Linked DNA regions of Homo sapiens: all the other regions are linked to region 4. The links are chromatin loops, found by intact Hi-C in ENCODE. Cell type or tissue: heart left ventricle. All regions are shown on one strand. Region 1 holds the start of VASP (vasodilator stimulated phosphoprotein). Region 2 overlaps RTN2 (reticulon 2). Region 3 overlaps GPR4 (G protein-coupled receptor 4). Region 4 holds the start of EML2-AS1 (EML2 antisense RNA 1). Region 5 has its middle 4.1 kb from the start of ERCC1. Region 6 has its middle 3.2 kb from the start of MIR6088. Region 7 holds the start of LOC107985315 (a long non-coding RNA gene).

Region 1 (4,000 bases), 140 kb before region 4:
ACACCTTGCCCAGTCCACACCTCCTTAAGTTGCTGCTCACTCCGTGCTTCAGAAAAGGATGTCCAAGGGTTTCACTATTCCCTGCCCTCATCTTTTTTTTGTTTTGTTTTGTTTAATTTTTTTTGAGGAGTCTTGCTCTGTCTCCCAGGCTGGAGTGTAGTGTCACGATCTTGGCTCACTGCAACCTCCGCCTCCGGGGTTCAAGTGATCCTCCCACCTCAGCCCCTCAGCCACCCAAGTAGCTGGGATTACAGGTGTGTGCCACCATGCCTGGTTAATTTTTTGTTTTTGGTAGAAACGGGGTTTCACCATGTTGGCCAGGCTGGTCTTGAACTCCTGACCTCAAGTGATCCACCCGCCTCGGCCTCCCAAAGTGCTGGGATTACAGGCGTGAGCCACTGTGCCCAGCCTCCCCTGTCCTCTTGATGAACATTTAAGCTATTTCCAATTTCTTGCTCTCACATCACTGCTACCGTAAAGATCGTTATGTACATATGCAAGCGTTCTCTTACACAGGGGTCTTGCTACCTGTTTTGTACAGCACTTAAGCTAAGAAGAGTTTTTTTTACAGTTTTTAAGCCTTGTAAGAAAAAAGAAAAACTGAAGAGTGTGTAAACCAGACCCTATGTCTAGCATATCTAAAATATTTCCTATTTGAACTTTTACAGAAAATGTTTGCCGGCTGGGCCTGGTGACTCACACCTCCAATCCCAGCACTTTGGGAGGCTGAGCCAGGCTGATCACTTTAGCCCAGGAGTTTGAGACCAGCCTGGGCAACACAGCTAAACCCTGTCTCTACAAAAAATTAGCCTGGCATGGTGGTGTGGACCTACAGTCCCAGCTACTCAGTGGGCTGAGGTTAGAGGATCGAATGAGCCCTGGTTATGCTACTGCGCTCCGGCATGGGCAACAAAGACCCTGTCTCCAACAAACAAACAAACAAAAAACCATGTTTGCTGACTGTTGTTGTAGTGTAGGTGGCACCCAGAAATGCCACCCCTCCTATGTCACAGATGGGAAAGCTGAGACCCAGAGAGGAGAACACAGTTACCCAAGGTCACACTGAACTGGTAACTCATTCAACTAGGTAAGTTTGTTGAGCTGCTGAGCCGGGCGGGCCTGGCTGGGGTGAGTGAGGTCCAGAAATTGATTAAGTCAACTGGGTGCAGTGGCTCATGCCTGTAATCCTAGCACTTTGGGAGACTGAGGCAGGCAGATCACCTGAGGTCATAAGTTTGAGACCAGCCTGGCCAACATGGTGAAATCCCATCTCTACTAAAAATACAAAAATTAGTTGGGCTTGGTGGCCCGTGCCTGTAATCCCAGCTACTTTAGGAGGGTGAGGCAGGAGAATTGCTTGAACCCAGGAGGGGGAGGTTGCAGTAAGCGGGGATCGAGCCAGCGCCCTCCAGCCTGGGTGACAGCGAGAGACTACATCTCAAAAAAAAAAAAAGAAAAAAAGAAATTTAGTCTACCCATTCTCCCAGACAACTCAGCCTGAGGAAACACACTGAGAAACAATGATAACCTCCGAGGAACAGGGTTCAAGGTCTCCCAGAGTGGGGTGGAGAAGGGGAGGGGAATTAATGTCAAAGCTTGGCCTGGAAGGATGACGTGCTCCCCAGGTAAAGGAGGTCAGGACAACATCAACATCCGGACATGGGACTCGGCTTGGACATACGCTGGAAAAGTGGATTCTCTCACATAGTCAGCTGGCCCTGAGAATTGTTGGTTTTACACTCAGACCTTGGTGGCTTTCCGGGTTCTGGGGGCTCAGGCAAGAGGGCCATAGGCCAGATTCATTCCCTGTCTCCAGGCCTCAGTTTACCCGTGTGTAAATGTGGAACTAACTGATTTCCCAGGGCTCGGGCGCCTCACCCGGGCCAGGTGGCGCTCTACCCAAGGGGCGCGACCAAATCAGTGACGTCACTCGGGGCGGGGCCGGCAAGACACGCTGCGGAAGCCTCAGAGGGTGTCTGGGCTCAGCCCGGAGCCGGCGTGTGGGGGCGGGGGCTCCCGGGAGGGTCTCCTCACCTCCGGGCCCTCCTGAGGGCTGGGATGATCCTGCTGTCCTCCGCAGGCGAAACTGAGTCAGAGCGGGGCGTGCGTGGGCCGGAGGCTTTACACACCAAAGAAGCCGGCGCCTCCTGCCCACCCCGGGCGAATGCCGGGCCCCCCACTCCCGCACTCCTCGCCAGTCCCCACCTCCACCCCACCCCACCCCCGACCCTGCGGCTGTGAGTCAGCGACCGACCGCGCCCCCTTGGCCCACTTCCTCCTCACCTTCCCGGGGCGGGCGGGGTGGGGTGAGAGGGGTTGGGCCCTACTCCCCCGACTTCCACTCCCGTGCGGGTGGGGGTCTCGCCCCCTTAGTAACCTCTCCGAAATTGACAGAAGAGAAACGCTGGGGAGGGGCGGTGTTCCGAAGATGGGATTTCAGGGAGAAAATCTGAGACCACTTGCTTAACTTGAGGGTCCTCCTCGACCCCCAAAATTGAGCGGAGTACGAGATGGAGAAGTCGATGGGGAAAGAAATCGCGCCCCTTCCGAGACCCTCCTCAGAATTCCCACAGTGGGAGCGAACTAGGAAGCAAGGGAGGTCCCCTTCCCCTTCACCAACTTGCCCCTCAGGTGGGGGTGATTCCCAGGGTGCACCCCTGGGCTACAACATTGGGGAGAGGAGCGAGATCGCGGAAGCCGAGGGTGCAGAGTTGCCCTTTTAAGCGCCCTCCACCCCCTCGCCTGGAGGCGCACGCGGCCCCTTTAAGGCGCGGGGCATTGTGGGTGCGGGGAGTGGAATTTTGGAACGAAATGTAACGAAGAGAAGTACAGTAGTAAGAGTAACACTGTAGCCGCCACCGGCAAGGGGTGCGCGCTGGGGAGCGGACGCTGCATCCCCTTTCTGCTGCAGGAACCTCTCATCAGACCGCCTGAGGGAAGCGGCGCCCGGAGACCCGCCCCGGCCCGGTCCACATTCTCCCCAGGAAGCCGGACTCTATGGGGCGGGACCCTGGGGGAGCCTGAGCCGAGCCCGGAGCCAGCCCCGAACCCCTGAACCTCCAGCCAGGGGCGCCCCGGGAGCAGCCAGCCCGTGGGCGAGCCGCCCGCCCGCCGAGCAGCCATGAGGTGAGCCGGACCTGCCCCCCGACCCGTCCCCGCCCGGGCGGGCTCCGCGCCCCGCCTTTGTCCCCCTCCCCCCCAGCTAGCTCCGGGCTGGAATTTGGGGACAGATCCTTGGGAGCCTCGGATTTGAGCTGAATCCCCTTGGACGCGCCCCAGAACCGTCGATCACTTCTCCACGACTGACTCCCCAAGCTCGGGGGGTGGTGGCGGTGAGGTTCTCCTGGGAGCCCTCAAGATTTGGGGGCGCTCGGAGGACTCCCGAATTGTTAAGACTTTTTTTAGAGGACCTCAAAGTTGGCAGCGACTCCCCGCAGGGATGCCAGGATTGAGGCAGGGCTCAGACTCTCCTCCCCCTCCCCCCAGACTTCAGCTCGAGGTCCGGGAAGGATTGTGGGGGACCGATTTGGGATACCCTGGGACTTGGAAGAGAGACTGAGACTCAGACCCTGGGTGTGCAGGTCCCCCGTTTACTTGGTGCTGGAAAAAGTCTCCCCAAGTGGGACCGCGCTCCATAACTTCGGGGGTACTTCTTAATCCCCTGGATTTTGGGGGTCACTTAGGTCTTCCTGTGGAGGAGGCTGGTGTGAACCGATCCAGGGACCTGGACGCAGCCTCCAGAGTCTGGTGGGACCCCCCCCTTCCCCGTCGCTCCGCACACAATCTGCTTAACTGGCCGTGCCTAGGACCGAGCGGGCGCTCGGAGCAGAGGGCGGCTCCCCGCCTCCGGCCATAAGGGCGGCCCGGCTCCCCCACCTGCGCGGCCCTGGAGAGGGAGGGGGCGCGGCAGCTGGGGGAAGGGGGCCTTTGTCTTCCTGACTCACCTGTCGAGACAGCTGGTGTGGGGGGCGGGCACCAAGCGCTGTAGGCCGGCTGCCTT
Region 2 (4,000 bases), 150 kb before region 4:
GTGATCCTCCCACCTCGGCCTCCCAAAGTGTTGGGATTACAGGCATGAGCCACCGCGCTCGGTCATATATATTTTTTTAATGTCATAAATTTTGAAACACTGCTTACTAGTAAGACCATAACAGTTCTTATTTCCACAAGAAGCAAGAGAAAGATCTTTTCCCAGCATCCTGCCCTGCAGTGGGTTGCAGTTCTTTTTAACTTTTGCCAATCTGTCAGGTGTAAAGTGATATCCCCTTGATACCCTTAGCAACACATGTTTCTAAGTCCTAAATGTATTAATCACGCCATACTCCTTTCCAGGGCCTAACTCAAATTTCTGACCCCTTTCTGAGACCCTAAAACACACCTCCTAAACCCAACCTCAGCCCTGACCAGTGACCTTTGTACCCCAACCTTCATCTCATCTGTCTAAACTTTAGGCTCACTCCTGTAATCACAACACTTTGGGAGGCCGAGGCGGGAGGATCACCTGAGGCCTGGACAACATAGTGAGACCCTGTCTCTACAAACAAAATAAGAAAATTAGCAGGGCGTGGTGGCCTGTGGCTCTAGTCCCAACTACTTGGGAGGCTGAGGTGGGAGGATCACTTGTGCCCAGGTGTTGGAGGCTGCAGTGAGCTATGATCCCACCACTGCACTCCAGAAAGGGCGACAGAGGGAGACTCTGTGGCTTAAAAAGAAAAAGAAACTTTAGTAATCTGCTTTCCTTTGAGTCCTGAAAACCAGGAACTCAGTACCTTTCTATTTCTTTCCAGATCCTCTCTATCCTCCCACACTCCCTCCAACTGACCCCTCCGACCGGTCCCTCTTAGAGGCTCACCCCTCACTTCCGTCTCCTTCCAATGCATCTCCTCTCATTTACCTCCAAATAGGGCAGCCCCTCCCTCCCCATAGCAGGGCCCTCCCAGGCAGGCTCCTAGTGGCCGGCGCCGGTGGATGGGGGAGGGGCCAGGTCGCCTGAGGCGGGGGCTAAGTTTAGGCACGCTGGGGGGAGGGGGCCTCCCCGCAGCTGTTCTGGCCCGTCTGGCCCCTGAGTGACAGCGCTGCCTGGGGCCGAGGCTGGGGGAGGGGGTCCTCCCTGCTCCTGGGCCCCAAAGTGCTGGCTCGAAGGAGAAGGGACCCCATGCTCCCTCTGGGTCCTCCCTATACTGCCCCTCGGCCCCCTAGCCCCAGCCTGCAGCGCTGCGGAAGCAGATCAGTAATAAAAATGCTCCGGATGTGCAGGAGATAAGGGCGAGTTTGGACCCCGTTCCGCCGACCTCAGCCCCCGTCCAGCCCGTTCCGCAAGCCCACCTTTACTCCCCATATCGGCTCCGAGTGAGAGGCTGGGGACACCGCTGCTTCTCGGGGATTTTGCCCACTTCAGTAGAACCCGGAGGACAGGAGTAGGGGGGGTGGGGCCCCTTTGGACCCAGCCAATGGCTGTCCACAGAGGTGGGGACAATTCCAAAATTGGAACCGTCTTGTAAACAGCCAAAAGCAATGATGTCTTTAACCATTCCATAGCTGTTCCTGGAGGCGGAGCATATTTTAAAGTAAGGCTGGGTCATTTTACAACTGGCCAATAGATGTGGTCAGGAAAAAGAGGGTTTTTGTTTGTTTTTTCAAATAGAGATCGAGTCTCCCTATGTTGCCCAGGCTGGTCTTGCACTCTTGGCTTCAAAGGATCCTCCCGCCTCGGCCTCCCAAAGTGTTTAGGATTACAGGCATGAGCCACTGCGCCCGGCCAAAAAGAAGAGTTTTTAAAAGGCACAGAGTTTACTTATAAATATTCTACGGCCACATCTAAATAAGGAGAGAACTGTATTTTTTCAGGGATTTGGCCTGTCCAAAATCAGCCACTAGGAGGAGCACTCCAGAAGAGGGAGGATTATTTTATTTTATTTTTATTTTTTGAGACGGAGTCTCGCTCTGTCGCCCAGGCTGGAGTGCAGTGGCGCGATCTTGGCTCACTGCAACCTCTGCCTTCCAGGTTCAAGCGATTCTCCTGCCTCAGCCTCCCGAGTACAGACGGGGTTTCACCATGTTGGCCAGGCTGATCTCGAACTCCTCACCTCAAGTGATCCGCCCGCCTCGGCCTCCCAAAGGGCTGGGATTACAGGCATGAGCCACCGCGCCCGGCCGGGGAAATTTTTTTAAAAAGCGGAGTTTATCACGTCTAGCCAGATGTGATATCACGTCTATCTCTTCCCTTTTCCACTATGTACTGTTCCTTTGCGAGGTTGGTCCCTTTAATTCAAAATCCTCTCACCTTTTGCCTTCTGTGGGCCAATGCAGCATCTTCATACACGTTGCTTACCTAGAAGGCGTGGCTCCACCGTGAATTCTAATTGGTCCGTGCTATCGAGGCACTGTCCCCTTACTGGCTCTCGCTCCAGTGGCCCCCACTGCTTTTCTTCCTCTTCCAGCAATGGCTCTTCGGGCCCAGAGTTCGAATCTCGCGATCGGGATGGGGACGGAGTACCGGCCTGGGGTGTCCCAGAGCCCGGACTGAGCTGGGGAGTCAAGACCTCGGGCGATGAGGGCTGAGCAAGTCGGAGTCGTAGGTCCAGTTCTGATACGGTAGAGAGAGGAGGCCGTGAGCTTTCTTCTTGGAGGTGCCCCAAGGAGAAACCACCCACCCCTCTTGGCTTTGGTCCCAGCACCTCGGACATCTCACCTTCCCCAGCTTCTCCTGTCTCCAATCTGTTGGGTTCTTGGGGTTCTTCGTCTTCCAGCGGGGTGGAGCTGCTGGTGGAAGAGTCCTCCCCGGATCCCGTTCCCCGGGCCACCCAGCCCAGATGGTCCAACCGAAGCCTCAGGTCTTCCAGAGGGCGCTCGGATGGAGGCGCGGTGTCAGGATCACCCCGTCGTCCAGGCTCCGGGGATTGGCTCAGGCTGGGGATGCTCTCCAAGCTGTCGCCCAGGCTGGGCTGAGGGTGCTGGTCTCGTGGTTCCGAGACTGAGCGGCCCTGGGGGCGGGGGCGGCGGGCAGTTGAATCCCTGCGGCCCCCGGAGCCCACTACACCATCAAAGGCGATGTAGGAGAAGGTCAGCTCCCGGGGGGTGCCCCAGTCCTGCGACGTGGTCTCCTCCTCGTCCTCCTCTGAGAATTCCCGGGCTGTGTGCAGCTCTCGAAAATCAGAGTCGTCGTTCCCTCCTGCAGTGGGTGAAGGAGAGCCTTGTTTCCCTCAGCAGGTCCCTGAGCTGCCCAGCCCTGAGCCCCTTCACATGCTCCCCACCACTTACCTTCTGTGGAATCAGGAGTTGAGGAGGCTGTAGACGGAGCTTCTTCTGCGAGAGGGAAAGAATCGAAGACTCTTAGAAGCTTAGACTGTCCGAATCACAGAAGTGTCCCAGTCCTGGAATCTTAGAATATTTGAATCACGGGATTTTTAGAACATTCTGCACACAGACTCTAAAACCTAGCATCACTGCCTGATGAAGCTCAGAGTCTTTGAAGTCCAAATCCAGGAATCTTAATCTTAGAGTCTTCAAAGTAGGAATCTTAGGAGGTTTCAATTCATTCATTCGTTCAACAACCACTTATTGAGCACCTACTATGTGCCAGGCACTGTTCTAGGTCCTGGGGATACAGCTGTGAAGAAAACAGACAAAATCCCTGCCCTCCTAGAGCTGACACTCTTTGGGATAGACAAACAATAAACAAGTGAATATATGACGTCGGGTGCAGATGAGCATAGGGAGCAAAGTAAAGAAGGGTAGGGGAAGAGAAAGTGAAGGGGTGCTGTTTCTCATAGGGTGGTCAAGAAGGCTTCTCTGATAAGATGACGTTTGAGCAGAGATCTGAAGGAAGTGAGGAAGCCATGCAGATGTTCAGGGACGTCTTCCAGGTAGAGAAGAAAGCCAGTGCAAAGGCCCTGAGCCAGGCACCATGCTTGGCATCTGAGGAACTGAGAGGTGCGAAGATATGACTGGAGAAGAGTGACTGAGGAGGAGAGGAGTGGGAGGTGAGAACAGAGAGGTAAGGGCGGTGGGGAGAGACAGACGAGGTGGTC
Region 3 (4,000 bases), 52 kb before region 4:
CTGGGACTACAGACACATACCACCATGCCCGGCTAATTTTTAAAATTTCTGTAGAAACTGGGTCTCCCTATGTTGCCTAGGCTGGTCCCAAACTCCTGGCCTCAAGCAGTCCTCCTGCCTCAGCCTCCCAAAGTGCTGGGATTACAGGCTTGAGCCACTGTGCCCAGCCAATCTCCCATATTCTACTCCCCACTCAACAGCCCGTGGGATACTGTTAATACTTAAGTCAAATCACCTTCATCCTCTACTGAGAACCCCCTCATAGCTCCCATTTATCTCAGATTAAAAGGCAGAGTCCTCACTAGGATTTACATGGCCCCACACGACCTGCTGTCCCCTCTCTTGTCTCATTTCCCCTTTCCTCTCGTCCTCTCTACCTCCTCTCCAGCCACACTGCCATACCTGCTATCTTTCAAAATTCAGACACTCTATTATTATTATTTGAGATGGAGTTTCGCTCTTGTCACCCAGGCTGGAGTGCAGTGGCACAATCTCAGCTCACTGCAACCTCTGCCTCCCGGGTTCAAGCGATTCTCCTGCCTCAGCCTCCCAACTAGCTGGGATTACAGGCACCCACCACCACGCTCAGCTACTTTTTTTTGTATTTTAGTAGAGACGGGGTTTCACCATGTTGGCCAGGCTGGTCTCGAACTCCTGACCTCAGGTGATCCGCCCGCCTTGGCCTCCCAAAGTGCTGGGATTACAGGCGTGAGCCACTGCGCCCGGCCCAAAATTCAGACACTGTCTAACCCCAGAGCCCTTGCACCTGCAGTTCCCTCTGCCTGAAATGCTCTTCCCACAACAGCCACAAGGCTGAGTGCCGCCCATGCTTCAAGTCTTTGCTGGAAAGCCACCTCAGCAAGCCCTTCTCTGCCCTCCTCCAGATCAGACTCCAAGTCATCCTCTGTTCCCTCAACTGGCTTTACATAGAAAAATGTCCCCTTCCCATTTAGCAATTCCAAACATTACATATTTTTTATTTACTTGTGTATGGTGAGCCCTGTGAAGGCAAGGCCAGGCTGCCTCAGTCATTGTTGTGTCCCCAGCCCCACCCAGCACAGTGCCCTACATAAACCTCTGTTGAATGAATGAATAAATACCCTTTCTTCTTGTCCCACACCTTCTTCCCAAACCTTCTGGCATCACTCCTCCAGGCAGTCTGCCCTGATTGCCCTTCACTTGAGTTCTGACATTCTCCCTCTTCATCCTCAGTCTTGACTTGGAGATCGCTGTTTATCTAGAAACTTAGAATTGCGGTCTTATGTTCCCTGGCCTGTATGACCAGGGGCTTTGCAAACATAATGACTCTATATCGGCTGCATTTCTCCTTCCACTTTCCCCCGAGTCACAGACTTTTATCCACTTGTTGGAAAAAAAAAAATCTAACCTTCTCTATTTGTCTTTATTTTCTGGAAACCAAATGTTTGACTTAATTTATCTGGCCAGACATGGCGGCTCACATCTCTAATCTGAGCACTTTGGGAGGCCAAGGCAGGAGGATCTCTTGAGCCCAGGAGTTCAAGATCAGCCTGGGAAACATAGTGAGACTCCATTTCTACAAAAAGTACAAAAATTAGCCAGGCATGGTGGCTCACATTTGTGGTCCCAGCTACTCGGGAGGCTGATGTGGGAAGATCGCTGGAGAGCCCAGGAGGTGGAGGCTGCAGTGAGCCACGACTGCACTACTGCACTCCAGCCTGGGCAACACAGTGAGACCCTGTCTCCAAAAAAATATATTTACTCATCTCCTCCTTCAGGAGGCCCTCCACAATCGCCAAACTGTGATGGGATCTGGGAGCACAAAGGTTGACCAGTGACACACCAACCTCACTCTTCCTAAGTTCTTGTATTCTTATGAATATTAACACAGCCCTTTTTCCATACAATTTGCATACACCAGACCAGGAGAGAAGGGACTGTGGGATGAGAGGGGAAAACTGGGGATTCTGTGCCACTCGGGGTTCATTGTGCTGGCGGCAGCATCTTCAGCTGCACCTGGTCCCCCTGGGAGGGCGGAGTGGCCGCCCAGCTGCCAGTCATGGCTTTGGCTGTGCTGTTCCTCTTGGAGGTGAGTGGGGTCTCCAGGGTGAGCGAGGCATTGGCCATCTCCTGGGGCTTGTCGCTGGCCAGAAAGCGGAGCAGGTTGTGCAGGGCCTTGGCCACATCGCTGCGGGCGCCCTCGTTGACCAGGCAGTAGAGGATGGGGTCCGCCACACAGTTGAGGCTGGTGAAAGCCAGTGAGCTGTGGTATGCAGAAAAGACGCGCTCCTCGAAGCCGCAGTCCCAGGGGCGGCCCAGGTAGATGGCGCTGCGGGACAGCAAGAGCACGTGATAGGGCGCAAAGCAGACCAGCACGATGGCGATGAGGCTGAGGGCCAGCCGCTTGATCTTGGCCTTCTCCTGGCGCTCGGTGGACACGCTGCCCCGCACGGCCCGCAGGATGCCCCGGTACGACAGCAGCATGAGCGCCCACGGGAAGAGGAAGCCCACGAACACCCGATAGAGGTTCATCCAGGCCACCCAGCCTTCCATGGGGAACTTCTCAAAGCAGAAGGTGTGGTTGTAGCGGTCTCGGAAGAGCTCGTCATGGAACAGGGGCGCCGAGTTGGCGCCCAGCTCCGTGGCCCAGACCACGGAGCTCACGGCCACGGCGGTCTTGACGCGGCGCAGGCGGGCGAAGCGGAGTGGGTGGGCCACAGCCAGGTAGCGGTCCACCGAGATGCAGCACAGGAAGGCGATGCTGATGTAGATATTGGTGTAGAAGATGAACCCAAAGAGCTTGCAGGACCCGGGGCCGTGGATCCAGTTGTCGTGGTGCAGGAAGTAGTCCACCCACAGCGGCAGCGTGCAGATGTACAGCAGGTCGGCGATGCTGAGGTTCATCAGGTAGACGCCCAGCTCGTTGCGCTGTTGCACCTGGCGGTAGGCCGCCCACAGAGCCAGGCAGTTGGTGGGCAGCCCCACGCCGATGACAAAGATGTAGAGGGATGGCGGAAAGAGGTGGTCCACGCGCGAGTCCACGTGGCAGCCCTCCCACGTGTGGTTGCCCATGGTGGGCACTTCGGCTTCTGGGGCGCTTCCCCTGGCCCACGGGGGCTGTGGGGCCACAGGGAGCGGGAGGCCATGGGGCCCCCTGAGCCCCTTCCTTGGAGGCTCAGGGGAACATGGTGGGATGTGGTCTACAGGGAAGAGATGAGGTTGGGTAGGCTGGGCTGGGCTGGGAAGGGCAGAGCTTGAGAGGGAAAAGTTGGAGGAGGGATGGAATTATGACAGGAGGGAAGTCTGGAGGATGGTGAGATTAATAAAGAGGTTTTTCAAGGAGGTTATGTATGGAGTCAGTGTGTCAACGAGGGAGTATGGGGGTGACACAAAAATTGGTCTCCGGGAGTGTTTATGGAGGAGACGAAAGCATCGCTGGGCAATGGTGAGAAGGAGATGGTTTGCAGGGCAATTAGGAAGTATGTGTAGCCATATTGAAGTAATAATGGCGGGGGAATGTTCTAGAAGACACAAGAAATACATGAGAAAGTGTTGAGATAGGACACAGCGCAGTTAGGGAGTGTTGGAAAGTTCAGGCAATGTGGGTGGGAGTGCTGGCATTTCCTAGGACCCCAGAAAGCAACAGAGATAAGTAAGGTCACCAGTAAGGAGAAGGTTCTGGAAAAGGAGGTGTCTGGCACAGGGTGGACAAAGATAAAAGGCTCGGTCTGTGGACGGCAGGAAGGAGTCTTAGGAAACAGGAAGGAGGTGAGTAAGGTCTAGATCAGAGGTAAGTTTGGGGACGGAAGGGAAATTTCAATGGGGGCAGGGGAGGGACTCCAGACTGGTCCTGGTGGGGGCTGAGGGATTGGGATGAAGTCAGTTCACCGCTGACTGCAGTGCCTGTTGGGAGAGAGGACAGCAGTGAGGGAGTCATGGACACTCCAACCTTCTTCTCCCCACACTCCTCACCATAATTGCTGTGAACTGCAGAGACTGGACACCCCAACAATGCCTACTT
Region 4 (4,000 bases):
CGTATTCCTTATGTGAATACCTTCGAGGCCTCCAAGTTGGCTGCACCTCTTGGCATTTGACCACGCCCCTACGGCCCCGCCCAACCTTTAAGCCACGCCCTTTTCAACCTGGCAGTGCCCCCCGATTTTGATGTCAAAGCTTCTGGAATCTGGAATGCCTCCACCTGGTCTCAGCCTCTGTTACTCCGTACCCCAGATTTTAATTTCGCCCAGGCGAACACTGTGGCTGCACCCTTAAATTCCTCAGACTCCCTCTTTCCTTGTAGAAACTCTGTGGCTGCTGCCTTGACTTCATCCCTGAAACTCAACGGGGCCTCTCCTGTACCTTAATAACCACGCCCATAAGCCAAGCTCCTCCCTGACTTCCTCACCCAGTAGACCTGACCGTCCAGCTTCTAAAAACTCTGGCCACGCCCCTCAATATTGACTCCGCCCTCCCAGACCTTCCACTGTTACCGTGCCACCTCAAGATTGGTCCCTCCAAGGCTCTGGCACCGTCCCCGCTTTTGAACTAGCTGGCCCCACTCTAGGTTACGACCTCGTGGCCTGGGGCATGACTACATTTCTCGACCATTTCCTCCCTATCTCTTTCTGCGGCTTGACGCCGCCCCAGTCCTTACCCTTCCTTTTTGGCGCTACAGTTGCTGCTGGAGGATGTGGTCCGGCTGCGGGGGTCCTCACGGCGCACCGAGGCGAGGCGCTCTGGTGACAAGTAGCGGCGGACACTGCTAAAAGAGAGCACACAGGTGGGGGCAGAGCCTTCTAGGCCAGCAGGCGAGTGCCGTGAGCAAGCGAGATTCTCCCTGCACCCTCTGCTGCTGGAGCTCAGGCAAACAAACCACCTCTGTCTCCCACGAGGTCTTGGAAGAGGCTGGGGGTCCCGGCCTTGTGCCTTACCTGCGCCCGGAGGTCGCCTCCTTCTTGGGAGAGGATGGGGACGTGGCATAGCCACCCACGCGCCGCGGGGGTCCCGAGCCATTAAGGGGCGTCCTGGTGGGAAGGCCTTTCAAGAGCTGACACACTGGAGGGATGGGGTTAGGGGACAGAAGAGGGTGAGTATAAGGACCAGGCCCCGGTCCTCCCCATCCCACCCCTCCAGTCTAACGGGGATACCCGAGGCAGTGGTGCCTAAGCGCGGAGGCGCCCGGCCCTTGGGGGTGCCCCGCGCGCGTAGCGCCGCTCCCTGTTCTTCGCATGCCCGCAGGCGACGCAGAGCATCCGCCAGCGCCGCCTTTAGGACCGCCAGCTCGTCTTCCTGTAACTGCAGCCGCTGCTCCAGCGCCGACACGCGGTCGTCCACTTCCATACCGCTCGTGCCCGACAAATTGTCATCTGGAAGACGGGGGAGTGCCGGCTGCAGGGCCACCCAGGAGCTCCAGTGCCCAAGGGGTCCCTCCCGCCTTCCTGGGTCTAAGCGGGGGGCCAGCCACGCCCCTTTCCTGTCCCGCTACCTGGGGCTGGGACACTTGGACATGAGCCAAGGAAGAGGACTCTGAAGGGGGAAGGAAATCCCCACAGCTCTCCAACCCATCCGCACACTCCTCTCTGCCACAGCGCGCTGGCCGTGTGACCTTGGGGAAGTCCCTTCCCTCTTATTTTCTAAGAGTCTGTGAACCCAGGAGCCTCTCGCTCTGGCTTTAAGATGCTATGACTAAGACGTGACCAGGCGCAGTGGCTCACGCCTGTAACCCCAGCACTTTGGGAGGCCGAGGCGGGCGTATCACGAGGTCAGGAGATCGAGACCATCCTGGCCAACATGGTGAAACCCCGTCTCTACTAAAATAAAATTAAATTAAAAATAAAATAAAATTTAAAAAAAAGCCGGGCGTGGTGGCGCGTGCCTGTAGTCCCAGCTACTCCGGAGGCTGAGACGGGAATCGCTTGAACCCGGGGGGTCGGAGGTTGCCGTGAGCCAAGATCGCGCCACTGCACTCCAGCCTGGCCACAAAGCGAGACTCCGTCTCAAAAAAAAAAAAAAGAAAAAAGAAAAAGAAAAAAAAGATTCTTTGATTTTATGACTAAGACGTTAAGTATCTATGAGTGATAAGAGCATTTGCAAAATGACACCAACCTACTCCTAATGACACTAAAGTTCTAGAATTGATCCCCAACATCCTCCGACGAAGATTCTGTTATGAATACCAACGTCTCTTCACTGTTTCTAAGACTTTCCAAGCCAAAAGGTCATGCCTAGCCTCCCCGTTTCCCCTCCTCTCCTCACCCTGGGGTTCGACCCTAGAGCCAGCTGCAAGGACAGAGCTTCGGCGGCCCCTGGCGGCGGACTTGGGGGTTGCAGGCAGCGCATGGCAGACCCAGAAGACCCAAGGGAGATGCAGACCGGATTGACAACCAAACTCTTCCCCAGCAGGCATTCCTCTTTTCTGTTCCCCTTCTTTATTTCGCCTCTGTACCCCGCGCCCCAGATTTGGCTCTCCAGCCTATGGGTGCAGCCAAAATGACTCCCCGAGTCGCCCCCCCAACCCCGCTCATTTTCCCAAAGTGGGAGGGGCGGAGACCGAAGTGGCCCCTCTCCCCCTTTTCCCGCAGAATACTCATACCCAGACTCATTGCTGACCACAACCAAGGAAGCCCTGGTTCCCAGCCTGGTGGAAGTAAAGGTGGTAGCTTAGACGGGGACAGGGCGTGGAGCTCGCCCCTGCCATCCCGCGTCCACAGGCCGCGCAGCTGGCCCTCTGGGCTCCGCAGTGCAGCCGCCGCTCCTCCCTCCTTCCCTTCGTAGCCCAATCGCCTGCCGAGGCTTGCCCGCCCTGCCCCCCACTCAGCGCCTCCCAGGTCCGGTGCCTGGACCTGCAGAGGGAGGTGGGAGCCTCCTGAGGTCAGAAGGAGTGAGCCGTCAGGACTTAGAACTCGTAACAGGGGGAAACCTCTAGGGGTCTTGTTGGCATCACGTTTTGCAGACGGGAAACTAAGGAAGGAGGCTAGTAGGAGTGTGCAGAGACACGCCAAAGATCACTCAGCCCGTAGGTGGGGGCTGGGGACCCAATCACCTCCTGTGCTCAGCCTGGTCCTACCTACCATTAATTATACGACCAGAAAAATGGCATCTGTTACTGTGAGCTTACATGTGCCAGGCACTGCTCACGCAAAACATTTAGCACGTTCCCGGCTCATGTTGATGCTCGATAAATCCAGAATAGGATTAACTATTTTTATGATACCTAATGCTTTTGGCAACTCTAGTAGTTGTAGTAGCATAATCCATTTTAGGAGGAGAGGAGGAGGAAGGTTACTGAAGCCCAGAAAGGTGACGTTACTTGTTACACGGACACACAGCCGTTCAATGGAAGAACCCATACTCAACAGGAATGGCCACCCTGTCATTCTGGCTCTTAGAGGGACAGAGGAGGACAAAATAAGCATTCTGGGTCCCCTGCCAATTCCAGTGGTCCCTGGCACTAGGGTGTGTGCCCAGAGGACTGAACCTCCAAACTGAGTTAATAGAGGTGCTTTCATCTTGACCCTTCTGCCCCACCCAGAGAGGCCAGCTGCACTGTCAGGCCTTGGCCAGCCCATCCTACCAACCCCCACACCTCCACCATCCCCATCCCTGTGACTCAAGCCCTCCGCTCCCTCCTGACCATCCCCCCATCCTCAGCCTTTTCCCAGAGACCAGGCCTCACTTCCCACTTTTCCCTCCCAACTCCCCTCTTCTCCTATCTCCCCTCACCTGAGCCCGACACCCACAGTGGTCCTTCTGGTATCACACCCATTTGTCTAGGGAGAAGGGATGGTGCTAATGCATGGGAGGGCCAGGGCCAGAGGATTTGGGAGGTATCCTAGAAGCAAAGTCCTCTGGCCGTCCCTTTCCAGTCCCACACTCTGCCCTCAACTCAACACCAAATCCACCCCCACCCCCTCTGTCTGTCCCCCTGCTATGGAGATAGGGGAGCATTCCAGAAGCTTGAGGGGAGAGAGAAAGGGCAGAGTTCCAGGCCCAATCGACCCCCAGGCCGTTCCCCCTTCCAATCCCAGGTTCCTT
Region 5 (4,000 bases), 210 kb before region 4:
AGCCTGACCAACATGGAGAAATCCTATCTCTATTAAAAATACAAAATTAGAGTCCCGGTGCAGTGGCTCACACCTGTAATCCCAGCACTTTGGGAGGCCGAGACAGGCGGATCACGAGGTCAGGAGTTCAAGACCAGCCTGGCCAATATGGTGAAACCCCGTCTTTACTAAAAATACTAAAATTAGTTGGGCGTGGTAGCGCACACCTGTAGTCCCAGCTACTCAGGAGGCTGAGGCAGAAGAATCGCTTGAACCTGGGAGGCGGAGGCTGCAGTGAGCCGAGATTGTGCCACTGGACTCCAGCCTGGGTGACAGAGCCAGACTCTGTCTCAAAAAAAAAAAAAAAAAAAAAAATTAGCCGGGCATGGTGGCACATGCCTGTAATCCCAGCTACTCAGGAGGCTGAGGCAGGAGAATTGCTTGAACCCTGGAGGCAAAGGTTGCGGTGAGCTGAGATCGCACCATTGCACTCCAGCCTGGGCAACAAGAGTGAAACTCCATCTCAAAAAAAAAAAAAAAATTTTTTTTGAGACAAGGTCTTGATCTATTGCCCAGATTTATTGTCCTGAACCTTGCTTACCTCAAATGCCTTTTTCTTTTCACCCTAACAATTGAAATCCAGAATTCTAGGCTGGGTGCGGTGGCTCATGCCTATAATCCCAACAATTTAGGAGGCCAAGGTGGGCAGATTGCTTGGGCTCCAGAGTTCAAGACCAGCCAGGGCAACATGACAAAACCCCATCTCTACAAAAAAACACAAAAATTGGCTGGGCAAGGTAGCTCATGCCTGTAATCCCAGCACTTTGGAAAGCTGAGGCAGGAGAATCACTTGAACCCGGGAGGTGGAAGTTGTAGTGAGCCAAGATCACGCAATTGTACTCCAGCCTGGGCGACAAAAGCGAAACTCCATCTAAAAAAAAAAAAAAAAAAAAAAAGCTATGTGTGTTGGTGTGCACCTGTAGTCCCAGATACTCAGGAGGCTGAGGAGGGAGAATTGCTTGAGCCCAGGAGGCAGAGGCTGCAGTGAGCTGCGATTGTGCCACTGCACTCCAGCCTGGGTGACAGAGTGAGACCAAAAACAAACAAAACAAAACAAACAAACAAACAAAAAAACGAAAGAAAAGAAAGGAAAGAAAAAGGAAATCCAGAATCCTAGGTTCTTAGTATTGTTTCTTGCAATGTTAGAAGATATAGGGGCCAGGAGAGGTGGCTCACGCCTAGTAGGAAGGAAGGAGAATCAGTCTAATAGTCTCATCACTAGGTATAATTTTCCCCCAGGAGGCCGGGCACAGTGGCTCACGCCTGTAATCTCGGCACTTTGGGAGGCCGATGGAAGGTGGATCACGAGGTCAGGAGTTCAAAACCAGCCTGGCCAAGATGATGAAACCTTGTCTCTACTAAAAAATACAAAAAAAAAATTAGCCGGGCGTGGTGGCGGACGCCTGTAATCCCAGCTACTCGGGAGGCTGAGACGGAGAATTGCTTGAACCCAGGAGGCGGAGGTTGCAGTGAGCCGAGATTACACCACTGCACTCTAGCCTGGGCGACAGAGCGAGACTCCGTCTCAAAAAACGAAAAAAAGAAAAAATGAAATATGCCTCTGTATCCAAGACCATACAGCGATTCTAGAAGTAGGTCATCCCAAGTAGAAGGGCTTGTGACTCAGTTATCCCCTTGGGGAATGGAATTGCCAGACTTAACCCTGCAACTCCTGCGTTTTCTGCAAGGGGGCGATGGTGCACCACAAGAGGATTGGAAGTGTTGGGGAGCCGGGGCCTCTCTGCTCCGCCAGAACCCAGCGGGGGCAGGACCCCCTAGAAGGCGGCCCATTCCCCGCTCCCGATTCATTTCCTTGAAGCAGAAGTGCGGTAAAGGGCCCGCCGCCTGCGATCAGTGGAATTCTGAATCGGTTAACGTTAGTTAAGAGCGAGGGGAAAAAATTGCCCTGGGTTCTACGTTATTTCCAAGTTGGCAAGTTGGATGTTGGATTTCTACCCTCAGTTTCTTTTCTTTTTTTCTTTTTCTTTCTTTCTTTCTTTTTTTTTTTTTTTTTTGAGACGGAGTCTCTCTCTGTCACCCAGACTAGAGTGCGGTGGTGCGATCACACCTCACTGCAGCCTCAACCTCCCGGGCTCAGATGATCCTCCCACATCAGCTTACCGAGTAGCTGGACCACAGGCGCGCGCCACCACGCCTGGCCAACTTTTGTATTTTTTTTGTAGAGGCGTGGGGGTGGGGGGGTGGGGTCTCACTATAGCCCAGGCTGGTCTCGAACTCCTGGGCTCAAGCGATCCTCCCTTCTCGCCCTCCCAAAGTGTCGGGATTACTGTAGTGAGCCACTGCTCCCAGCCTAAGCTGTTTCAAAACTAAACTTTGGAATCCCGGATTCGAATCTCCCCGGCTCCCAGAGTTGCGCGTTCGAATCCCCCAGCCGTATCCAAGCTCCGATTCCGCCTCTTTCTTCCAAACGCCCCAAGTTCCAGAATTCAGCCGCAACTCCAGTTTGGGCCACTCCCCAGCTACGGCCCCTGCTCCCATCCCAAACCTTCCCCTCCTCTCAACTTCGAGCCCTTTGTTCGCCCCGGAACGGGTGGGGTGGGGACGGAGACTGTAAGGACGGGACCCTCACCGACAATTCCGCCAAAGGGGACCTGAACGGGGGGCGGAGAGCAGCCCGGCCGAAGGCTCTGGAAGCGGGCACCGCCGGGGGGCGCAGTGACCAGGCTGGCGTCCCCGCCCGCCTCTAAACTTAGCCGCGGTGACGCGCGGCCCGGCGATCGCGGCGGGGCCGGGGACGCAGGGGGGCCCGAGTGGAGGGGGGCGGCTCGGCTCGGCGAGCCTCTATTTATAGCGCCCGGAGCCCGAAATAGCGCGGAGCGGAGCGGCCGGGATGACGCGGGAGCCGCCGGGGGCTGACTCACCCGGCCCCAAGCGGAGGCCCCCGGATGGGGGGCAGTGGAGGCGCCTAGCCCCTACTCCGCGTCCTCCCGGGCACCTTTTTTGGTGGGACATCCCAAGTCTCCGCTGGAGAGGCTGTGGATGGATGTACAGCAAAGGAAAGATCTGCAGCATGAGAGACTGAGGTTGGATCAGAAGTGGGACTTCCACACACACAAAAAACCCCAGAACTGGGCCGGGCGCGGTGGCTCCCGCCTGTAATCTCAGCACTTTGAGAAGCCGAGGAGGGCAGATCACCTGAGGTCAGGAGATTGAGACCAGCCTGGCCAGCATGATGAAACCTCATCTCTACTAAAAACACAAAATTAGCCAGGCGTGGTGGCTCATGCCTATAATCCCAGCTACTCGGGAGGCTGAGGCAGGAGAATCGCTTGAACCTGGGAGACAGAGGTTGTAGTGAGCCAAGATCGCGCCACTGCACTCCAGTCTGGGCAAAAACAGCGAAACTCCATCTCAAAAAAAGAAAGAAAGAAGGAAAGAAAAATAAAGACAGAATGGAGGACCTATTTATACAAAATGAGAAAGGCGGAAAGAGGGGAGGTGAACCAGATATACACACTTGTTTCTCACCAGCAAGAGAACTGGGATGTTCTGGAGGCAAAGGAATGGACTCAGGGACCCTGGGTAGTTGCCATTCCAGAGCACATGCCATTCTCCACTTGTCACGATTTCTTGCATACTGTTCCCATTCCCTAGAATGTTCTTCCTTGCCTTCTCAGCCTTGAGAACTCATGTACCTCCAGGACCTGGTGCCCAGGGCAATTCCTTTATTTTTATTATTATCATTATTATTATTTGAGACAGAGTCTCGCTCTGTCACCCAGGCTGTAGTGCAGTGGCATGATCACGATTCACTGCAACTTCCGCCTCCCAGGTTCAAGTGATTCTCCTGCCTCAGCCTCCTGAGTAGCTGGGACTACAGGCGCATGCCACCACACCCAGCTAATTTTTTATTTTTAGTAGAGATGGGGTTTCACCATGTTGGCCAGGCTGGTTTCGAACTCCTGACCTCAGGTGATCCACCCGCCTCGGCCTCCCAAAG
Region 6 (4,000 bases), 200 kb before region 4:
TGTCACTACGTGTTCTCATCTGATTTTTTTTTTTTTTGAGACGGAGTCTCGCTCTGCTGCCCAGGCTGGAGTGCAGTGGCACAATCTCGGCTCACTGCAACCTCTGCCTCCTGGGTTCAAGTGATTCTCCTGCCTCCGCCTCCCGAGTAGCTGGGACTACAGGCGTGTGAGACCACGCCCAGCTAAATTTTTTTTGTATTTTTAGTAGAGATGGGATTTCACCGTGTCAGCCAGGATGGTGTCGATCTCCTGACCTCGTGATCCACCCGCCTCCGTCTCCCAAAGTGCTGGGATTACAGGCGTGAGCCACTGTGCCCGGCCTCTCATCTGATTTTTTTTATTTTTATTATTGTGCTTTTTGTAGAGATGGCATCTCACTACATTGCCCAGATTAGTCTCCAACTCCTGGGCTCAAGCCATCCTCCTGCTTCGGCCTCCCAAACTGCTGGATTTATAGGCGTGAGTCACCGCACCTGGCCCTGACATCTTGATGTCAATTTATTTGCAATATACACCCAGAAGTGGGATTGCTGGATCCATATGTGTAATTTTATTTTTTATGTGTTTGTTTGTTTGTTTATTTATTTATTTTAAGACAGTCTCACTCTGTCGCCCAGGCTGGAGTGCAGTGGCACAATCTCGGCTCACTGCAACCTTTGCCTCCCATGCTCCTGTGATCCTCCTACCTCAGCCTTCTGAGTAGCTGGGACTACAGGTGTGCACTATCACGCCCGGCTAATTATTTTTATTTATTATTATTATTATTTTTTAAGACAGAGTTTTGTTCTTTTTGCCCAGGCTGGAGTGCAATGGCTGGATCTCGGCTCAGCGTGACCTCCGCCTCCCTGGGTCCAGCAATTCTCCTGCCTCAGCCTCCCAAGTAACTGGGATTATAGGCATGCGCCACCACGCCCGGCTAATTTTGTATTTTTAGTAGAGACGGGGTTTCTCCGTGTTGGTCAGGCTGGTCTCGAAATCCCGACCTCAAGTGATCCGCCCCACTCGGCCTCCCGAAGTGCTGGGATTACAGGTGTGAACCACCGCGCCCGGCCCGAAGTTATTCCTCTTATCTGACTGTAGTTTGGTATTTTTTAACCGCATCTCTCTGTTCTTCCTCTCCCAACCCCATCTCTACTAAAAATACAAAATTAGCCAGCCGTTGTGGCGCATGCCTGTAATCCCAGCTACTCGGGAGGCTAAGGCAGGAGAATTTCTTGCACCCAGGAGGTGTAGGTTGCAGTGAGCTGAGATCGCACCACTGCACTCCAGCCTGGGCGACAGAGCGAGACTCTGTCTCAAAAAACAAAAACAAACAAACAAAAAAACAAATAGCGCCTCGTTTTCTGGGAGGCAGTGAATTCCCCATTTAGGAAGTGTCCAAGCTCAAGTTGAAATGATGGTACATTGCGGTTCATGCTGCAATGCCTCAACCCAGTTCCTCTCCGGACCTCAGTTTCCTCATTTATAAAATGGGTGTGGACGACGAGGTCAGATTTAAAAAAATAATAATAGTAGTTAATAATAATAGGCCGGGTGCAGTGGCTCAGGCCTTTAATCCCAGCACTTTGGGAGGCCGAGGTAGCAGGATCGCTTGAGCCCAGGAGTTCTAGACAATCCTGGGGCAATATAGCGAGATTCTATCTCAAAGAAATAATCATAATCATAATAAAAATAAATGAATAGATAAGCTGAGACGGACTCAGGCCCAGCTCCTGCCTGCGATCCCTGCGGGGGCCACCAGGGGGCGCGGCGCCCCTGCCCAAAACTCCGCCGTCGGCTCTGAACCCCGGCGGACGCGTCCCGACGCCCCTGGAAGATTCTGCGCCCTGCCGGCTCGCCGGCGCCCGGGAGCCCGGGAGGCGGGTGTGCACGCGGGGTGTCCAGGGCGCCCCCGATCGAGGCCCCCTCGCCGTGCCTCGGGGTAGGGGGACGGCTGTGACTCAGGCGCGCGCTCCTCCCCGGGGCCCTCAGTGGTCGCGAGGGGGCGCGCACGGCCTCGGGAACCCGCGCGGCGCCGCGTCCATTTTTACCCCAGCTCCGCTAAAAATAGTTGCCGCGCTCCGAGCCGAGCCCGAAATAGCGGCCCCCAGATAAGGCAGGACGACTCAGCGCTTCCGGGGAGCGGAAGGGGGAGCGCGCGGGGGGAGCGGTGCTGGGCGCAGCCCGGCCGAGCAGGCGCCGCTGTCCCCAGCGCACCCCCACTCTGCCCTGGCGGTCACACTCGCCCCCGACTGCGACCCCGCCCCGCCGCTAGCCTGGCTGCCTTCCTACGTCCCCCACATTGTATCCTCATCCCCTGTCCCCCATCCTCAGCTTCACCTCCATTCCTCATCATAACTCCCCCCTCCCCTACACCCCCAGCGATGTCCCCCACTGGTACTCATCCGCATCCCCCAGCCTGTCCTACTCCTGTCCCTATTTCCCCTCTCCACCCTCATCGCCAATCTCCTGTCGTCCTGAATCTGCCCCTTACCATCTCTGTCCTCAAGGCCAACCTTTATGGGGGCAGAGCAGGGCGAGAGGATCACAGGGAGTCAGGAGACCTGCGGGCTGAGGGCTGAGGGCTGGGGGTGAGGATCTGATTTCTTGGTTTGTTTCTACTGTGGGCAGGGGTAGGCTTAGATCTGGGGGTTGGAGCATGGGACACTTCAGTCTGGCCTAGTCTTCAGAGCTGAGGCGAGGCATGGCCAGCATCACGGCTCATTCTGTGACCAGGGTCGGGGCTCAGGCTGGGGAAGGATGACCGTCTTTGTCACCAAATTTGATCACTGTGTCACCAGAGTTAGGGCTCAGCCTTGAGCCGTTTCTTTATTTACCCACCTCCACTAATATTTTTTATTTCAGACAAGGCCTTGCTCTGTCGCCCAGGCTGGAGTGCAGTGTTGCCCATGCTGGAATGCAGTGCTGGGATCTTAGTTGACTGCAGCCTTGAACTCCTGGGTTCAAGAGATCCTCCCACCTCAGCCTTCCTAGTAGCTGGGACTACAGGTGTGCACCAGCACACCTGGCTAATTTTTCATTTTTTTGTAGAGACAGAGTCTCCATGCCTTGCCCGCCTTGTCCAGGCTGGTCTTGAGCTCCTGGCCTCAAGCTATCCTCTGGCCTCCTCCTAGGAAGGCACTGAAATGACAGGCATGAGCTACAGAGCCCGCCTCCACTAAGATTCTTTCCTCCCTTGCAAGTCAGTGATTGGACACAACAGCTCCAGGCCTTGGGAACAGTCAGAACTCTGTTCCCTGGGCCTAGGTCTTCCCTTTGCACTGAGATCATCTAAGGGCCTCCCCATTTCCATATCCTGAGATTCTCAGTGCCCACTCCAAGCATCAGTGTCAGGCCTCAAGGACCTACACTGCATGTTCTGGGGGTTTAAAGGGAGCACACTGACTTCCCTGAGGGTGACAGAGGTCAGAATGAGTGACTAAGGTCTTGGGCCTGGCCCTGACCCTGCAGTGGGTGGGAGAGATACCCAGTTGAGGCCCAGGTCTCCACCCAGGTAGCAGGGTGGATGGCGGGGGGGTCATCCCTGAGGTGAAATGTGGGTGGAAGATACCTAGATAAGTTTCAGAGTCAGTGCAGAGATGGTAATTTTTAAGTAACTTCTAAAATTTTCGAGTAGCTGGGATTACAGGCGCCTGCTACCAAGCCTGGCTAATTTTTGTATTTTTTTGTAGAGACGGGGTTTTACTATGTTGTCCAGGCTGGTCTCAAACTCCTGACCTCAAGTGATCCGCCCACCTCGGCCTCCCAAAGTGCCGGGATTACAGGCGTAAGCCACTGCGTCCAGCCTAATTTTTTTTTTTTTTTTCTGAGACGGAGTCTTGCTCTGTCACCCAGGCTGGAGTGCAGTGGCGGGATCTCGGCTCACTGCAACCTCTGCCTCCTGGGTTCAAGTGGTTCTCCTGCCTCAGCCTCCCAAGTAGCTGGGACTACAGGCCAGGCGCATGCCACCACGCCCAACTAATTTTTTGTATTTTTAGTAGAGACGGGGTTTCACAGTGTT
Region 7 (4,000 bases), 120 kb before region 4:
GGTCCCGAACGGCCCCTCCCCGGAGGAGGTGGAGCAGCAGAAAAGGTGGGGCTGGGCCCTGGGTGGGGAACCTTAGCCGCTGCCAGAGTTCCATATGTTCTGGAACCCTTGACTCCTAGAGTTCAGAACCCAGCCAACTTGCAGTTTTCAGAATGTTCAAGAAACTTCTGACACTCAGAGTTGCAGAACCTCCTGGTCCCTGCAGATTCCTGGAAATCAGAATATGGTGGTTGAAAGAATCTTGTGGCTGGGCGTGGTGGCTCACGCCTGTAATCCCAGCACTCTGGGAGGCCGAGGCGGGCAGATCGCCTGAGGTCAGGAGTTTGAGACCAGCCTGGCCAACATGGCGAAATCCCGTCTCTACTGAAGATAACAAAAATTAGCCGGTCATGGTGGCGCCCGTGCCTGTAATCCCAGCTCGGCAGGCCGAGGCAGGAGAATCGCTTGAACCCGGGAGGCAGAGGTTGCAGTGAGCCAAGATCGAGCCACTGCACTCCAGCCTGGGTGACAGAGTCTCAAAAAAAAAAAAAGAAAAGAAAGAATCTTGGGCATTTTGTAATTCGGTGTTCCTGACAGTTTAGTGACTGGGATCTCGCATCCTGATCTCTCCCTGTCGCTGCCCTGCCCTCCATTCCCCCTACTCTCACCCAGCCCCCTTCTTGGTTCCCTAGGGGAGGAAGGCTTGGGTGAGTATTAGGAGCCAGCCACCCTGGAGACCTCTGAGAGAGAGGACGGAGGTCGCTGGCCCCTTCGCTGGCCATCCTTAGGGCCCTGATTGACGGCAGCTCTCTCGCCTCCCCCCACAGGCAGCAGCCCGGCCCGTCGGAGCACATAGAGCGCCGGGTCTCCAATGCAGGTGATGCTCAGATAGCTTCGGGAGTTGGGAGGGGGCCTCCCTGGAGGAAGTGGCCAGCCAGCTGGACAGTGAAGAATGAGGCTTCTCTCTCTCAGCTGCCCCCTTTTCTGTGTTTGTTTCAGGAGGCCCACCTGCTCCCCCCGCTGGGGGTCCACCCCCACCACCAGGACCTCCCCCTCCTCCAGGTCCCCCCCCACCCCCAGGTTTGCCCCCTTCGGGGGTCCCAGCTGCAGCGCACGGAGCAGGGGGAGGACCACCCCCTGCACCCCCTCTCCCGGCAGCACAGGGCCCTGGTGGTGGGGGAGCTGGGGCCCCAGGCCTGGCCGCAGCTATTGCTGGAGCCAAACTCAGGAAAGTCAGCAAGGTGAGGGGCCGGGAGAGGTGGGCAGGGGGCAACAGGGCTTTTATGGGGGATGAGGCCAGGGCTGCCGGCGGTGTCATTGGGCTGGAAGGCCAAAAGGCCTGCCCCTAAAGCTCCTGCCCCTTTTAAATTTCTCCAGCAGGAGGAGGCCTCAGGGGGGCCCACAGCCCCCAAAGCTGAGAGTGGTCGAAGCGGAGGTGGGGGACTCATGGAAGAGATGAACGCCATGCTGGCCCGGAGGTGAGCCTGAGCCTGGACCCCCAAGTCACCTGGAGTTCCAGTTCAGTAGGGCCCAGTCAGAGGAGGGCTCCAATTCCTGTTTAGTTTGTTTCTTTTGGTGAATGTTCCCCCTTTGATAACCAGGTTTGGGATATAATGGTGGGGTTTGTCATGAAATGCCTGAGGCTTGCAACCACCTAGGTAGCCTGTAGATGTTCTAAAACCCAGAATTCTAGAACCGTAGGAGATCCTGCCTCAGAATTCTGGGAACTCAGGTTCCTGCAATCTCAGTGTTCCAACACAGCACCGCTCCACCCTCGGAATCTTACTGTTCCCTAATATAAGAATCATAGAACCTCCTCCACCCTGATTCTAGAACCACAATCTCTTGAATTTTTTTTTTTTTTTTTTTTTTTTTTTTTTGAGATGGAGTCTTGCTCTGTCACCCAGGCTGGAGTGCAGTGGTATGATCTCGGTCCACTGCAACCTCCGCCTCCTGGGTTCAGGCAGTTCTTCTGCCTCAGCCTCCTAAGTAGCCGGGATTACAGGCATGAGTCACCACACCCGGCTAATTTTTGTATTTTTAGTAGACACAGGATTTCACCATGTTGGCCAGGCTGGTCTTGAACTCTTGACCTCAAGAGATCCACCTGCTTCAGCCTCTCAAAGTGTTGGCATTACAGGCCACTGCGCCCAGCACAATCTCTTGAATTTCTAAAACTAGAGTTTCCTTAGGTTTTCGGAGTTCCAGAATTCTATGCGCTAGGATCTACATTTCTAGAACTCCCCTCAGAAGGGGATGGGTTGGGTGACGGAAGCACGTGTTTTTGCTTTTCTCTCCTGCAGAAGGAAAGCCACGCAAGTTGGGGAGAAAACCCCCAAGGATGAATCTGCCAATGTAAGTCAGGGACTCTTCTTGCCCTACATCTCTTAGGCCGTACCATGAGGGTAGGGATAGTGGGATGTGTGGGGTTTGAACCTGAAAGAGGAAATGGGCAGAGGTGTGGCAGGGGCTGGCTCATGGCAGTTTTATTTCCTACCAGCAGGAGGAGCCAGAGGCCAGAGTCCCGGCCCAGAGTGGTGAGTAGAGTGCCCAGTCCAGCCACAGGAACTACAAATCCCAGAATACTCTGTTCTCACATGTTAAGCACCCTTATAGGAGAGTCAGGGCGAATGGTGCTGGGGATTGTAGTCTCCTGAGATGGGGCTTTGATCAGGGGCTGATGAGGTTGGGGGAGTAAGATTGATTGGGGGGCAGTCTTTTGTCCCTGATCTTTCTGATTTCTTGCCTATCCCCAGAATCTGTGCGGAGACCCTGGGAGAAGAACAGCACAACCTTGCCAAGGTAGGCCATCGGTCCTGGGGCCCTTGGGGAGGTAAAGGCGGGCAGATCGCTTGAGCCCAGGAGGTCAAGACCAGCCTGGGCAACATGGCGACACCCCATCTCTACAAAAATTAGCCAGGCGTGGTAGCACTTACCTGTGGTCCCAGCTACTCAGGAGGCTGAGGTGGGAGGATTACTTGAGCCCAGGAAGTTGAGGCCTCAGCGAGCCATCATCATGCCTGCACTCCAGCCTGAGAAATAGAATGTGACTGTCTCAAAACAAAACACAACAAACCAAAACCAAAAAAAAAAAAAACTGGGGCCCCAAAAATACTTGGACTTGCCCAATTTATAAGGCAGAGCTCAATGTGACCCCTGGAATAGGAGGCGGGGAAGCAGGTCCTCTCTCTAATCTCATTGCTGTCCCAAACCACACCAACTCCCCCAGGATGAAGTCGTCTTCTTCGGTGACCACTTCCGAGACCCAACCCTGCACGCCCAGCTCCAGTGATTACTCGGACCTACAGAGGGTGAAACAGGTAACTTGGGGGGGAAGTTGGGGACCACAGCAAGAGAGATCTAGGTCTGGCCCCTGCCACTGGCATGCCGTATGATCCTAGATAACATCTCAGAAACCTCAGGTTTCCAATCTGACAAATGGAGAAACTGGATTGGGTCAAGGATGACCGAGACTCCACACCCCCTTTTCTGGCACCTGTGACAGACATTATTAATCTATCACCGCGCTCATTCCAGATGAGTGCCTTGAATTCTTTCCGCACATTGACCCAGCTGTCCATCACCAATTGGAGTTGGCAGGAGGCTGGAATGCGCTTGCCAACCTTGGTACTGGATGTTCTCCAGTACTTTTCCGGCTCCAAGGATCCAGAATTCTCCCCTAGAATCCTCCAGTCACTCTGCGACCTTGACAGCGATGTCATGGTGTCGATGTAGGGGTAGGTCTCAAACCTACTACCCCTGGCTTTTCCATCAACAAGAAAGAGGGGACTCTGGCAGGGCACGGTGGCTCATGTGTGTAATTTCAGCACATTGCGAGGCTGAGGTGGGAGCATTGCTTGAGGCCAGGAGTTTGAGACCAGCCTGGGGCAACATCGGGAGACCCCCATCTCTAAAAATAACTTTTAAAAGTTACCTGAGAAGGCCAGGTGCGGTGGCTCATGCCTGTAATCCCAGCACTTTGGGAGGCCGAGGTGGGTGGATCACCTGAGGTCAGGGGTTC

The links. Hi-C counts contacts between places; a loop is a spot of excess contacts. Peaks named below come from ENCODE experiments on the same cell type or tissue, not always from the same donor. Only the 100,000 strongest peaks of a DNase experiment are listed, where the experiment ranks them.
Region 1: it touches region 4 in a loop (3-fold over the local background); 37 of 110 quality-filtered maps call a loop at or near these places.
Region 2: it touches region 4 in a loop (4-fold over the local background); 36 of 110 quality-filtered maps call a loop at or near these places.
Region 3: it touches region 4 in a loop (3-fold over the local background); 89 of 110 quality-filtered maps call a loop at or near these places.
Region 5: a loop joins it to region 4, with 3 times the contacts of the local background. A loop is called at or near these places in 30 of 110 quality-filtered maps.
Region 6: it touches region 4 in a loop (10-fold over the local background); 34 of 110 quality-filtered maps call a loop at or near these places.
Region 7: it touches region 4 in a loop (7-fold over the local background); 97 of 110 quality-filtered maps call a loop at or near these places.

The regions. Positions count from the first base shown.
Region 1 is chr19:45,504,651-45,508,650 of GRCh38, forward strand. VASP (vasodilator stimulated phosphoprotein) reads left to right here and starts at 2,829. Exons shown (of 13, transcript NM_003370.4): 1 at 2,829-3,126. The coding sequence starts at 3,122. LOC107985314 (a long non-coding RNA gene) reads right to left here and starts at 2,724. Exons shown (of 2, transcript XR_007067269.1): 1 at 2,035-2,724. RefSeq lists silencers at 1,890-2,139, 2,170-2,299, 2,980-3,159, 3,754-3,953 and enhancers at 2,494-3,278, 2,560-2,829. In heart left ventricle, a CTCF peak has its summit at 1,880; DNase peaks (open chromatin) are centred at 1,941, 2,251, 2,791 and 3,933; H3K4me3 peaks cover 2,509 bases; H3K27ac peaks cover 2,567 bases.
Region 2 is chr19:45,491,865-45,495,864 of GRCh38, forward strand. RTN2 (reticulon 2) reads right to left here. Exons shown (of 11, transcript NM_005619.5): 2 at 3,231-3,275; 3 at 2,662-3,141; 4 at 2,302-2,556; 5 at 1,296-1,514. Among named protein-coding and RNA genes, the nearest start is that of RTN2, 3.2 kb to the right of the region's middle. RefSeq lists a silencer at 920-1,159. In heart left ventricle, a CTCF peak has its summit at 1,840 (motif pointing right); DNase peaks (open chromatin) are centred at 947 and 1,388; H3K4me3 peaks cover 1,337 bases; H3K27ac peaks cover 403 bases.
Region 3 is chr19:45,588,816-45,592,815 of GRCh38, forward strand. GPR4 (G protein-coupled receptor 4) reads right to left here. Exons shown (of 2, transcript NM_005282.3): 2 at 949-3,882. The coding sequence starts at 3,051. The coding sequence ends at 1,963. Among named protein-coding and RNA genes, the nearest start is that of OPA3, 6.0 kb to the left of the region's middle. In heart left ventricle, a CTCF peak has its summit at 2,285; a DNase peak (open chromatin) is centred at 2,296; H3K27me3 peaks cover 1,904 bases.
Region 4 is chr19:45,641,021-45,645,020 of GRCh38, forward strand. It overlaps EML2-AS1 (EML2 antisense RNA 1), which reads left to right and starts at 474. Exons shown (of 2, transcript NR_130729.1): 1 at 474-746; 2 at 1,205-1,820. It also overlaps a transcript of EML2 not described here. RefSeq lists enhancers at 881-940, 1,462-2,313, 1,471-1,730, 1,741-1,790, 2,181-2,230 and 2 more. In heart left ventricle, CTCF peaks have their summits at 1,263, 1,474 and 2,282 (motif pointing left); DNase peaks (open chromatin) are centred at 451, 851, 1,271, 2,261 and 1 weaker place; H3K4me3 peaks cover 1,830 bases; H3K27ac peaks cover 1,073 bases.
Region 5 is chr19:45,426,048-45,430,047 of GRCh38, forward strand. It overlaps a transcript of ERCC1 not described here. Among named protein-coding and RNA genes, the nearest start is that of ERCC1, 4.1 kb to the left of the region's middle. RefSeq lists a silencer at 2,558-2,737. In heart left ventricle, CTCF peaks have their summits at 1,729, 1,934 and 2,687 (motif pointing right); DNase peaks (open chromatin) are centred at 1,754, 2,144 and 2,804; H3K4me3 peaks cover 1,814 bases; H3K27ac peaks cover 2,748 bases.
Region 6 is chr19:45,437,889-45,441,888 of GRCh38, forward strand. It overlaps a transcript of ERCC1 not described here. Among named protein-coding and RNA genes, the nearest start is that of MIR6088, 3.2 kb to the left of the region's middle. RefSeq lists silencers at 1,653-2,152, 2,163-2,342 and an enhancer at 2,005-2,504. In heart left ventricle, CTCF peaks have their summits at 1,786 (motif pointing right) and 2,063; DNase peaks (open chromatin) are centred at 1,783, 2,003 and 2,662; H3K4me3 peaks cover 1,165 bases; H3K27ac peaks cover 1,385 bases.
Region 7 is chr19:45,521,362-45,525,361 of GRCh38, forward strand. It overlaps VASP (vasodilator stimulated phosphoprotein), which reads left to right. Exons shown (of 13, transcript NM_003370.4): 4 at 1-45; 5 at 807-856; 6 at 979-1,220; 7 at 1,357-1,457; 8 at 2,283-2,334; 9 at 2,480-2,516; 10 at 2,736-2,781; 11 at 3,209-3,299. It overlaps LOC107985315 (a long non-coding RNA gene), which reads right to left and starts at 2,952. Exons shown (of 2, transcript XR_001753959.1): 1 at 2,916-2,952. RefSeq lists an enhancer at 1,182-1,734 and a silencer at 2,390-2,509. In heart left ventricle, a CTCF peak has its summit at 2,474 (motif pointing right); a DNase peak (open chromatin) is centred at 2,500; H3K27ac peaks cover 1,018 bases.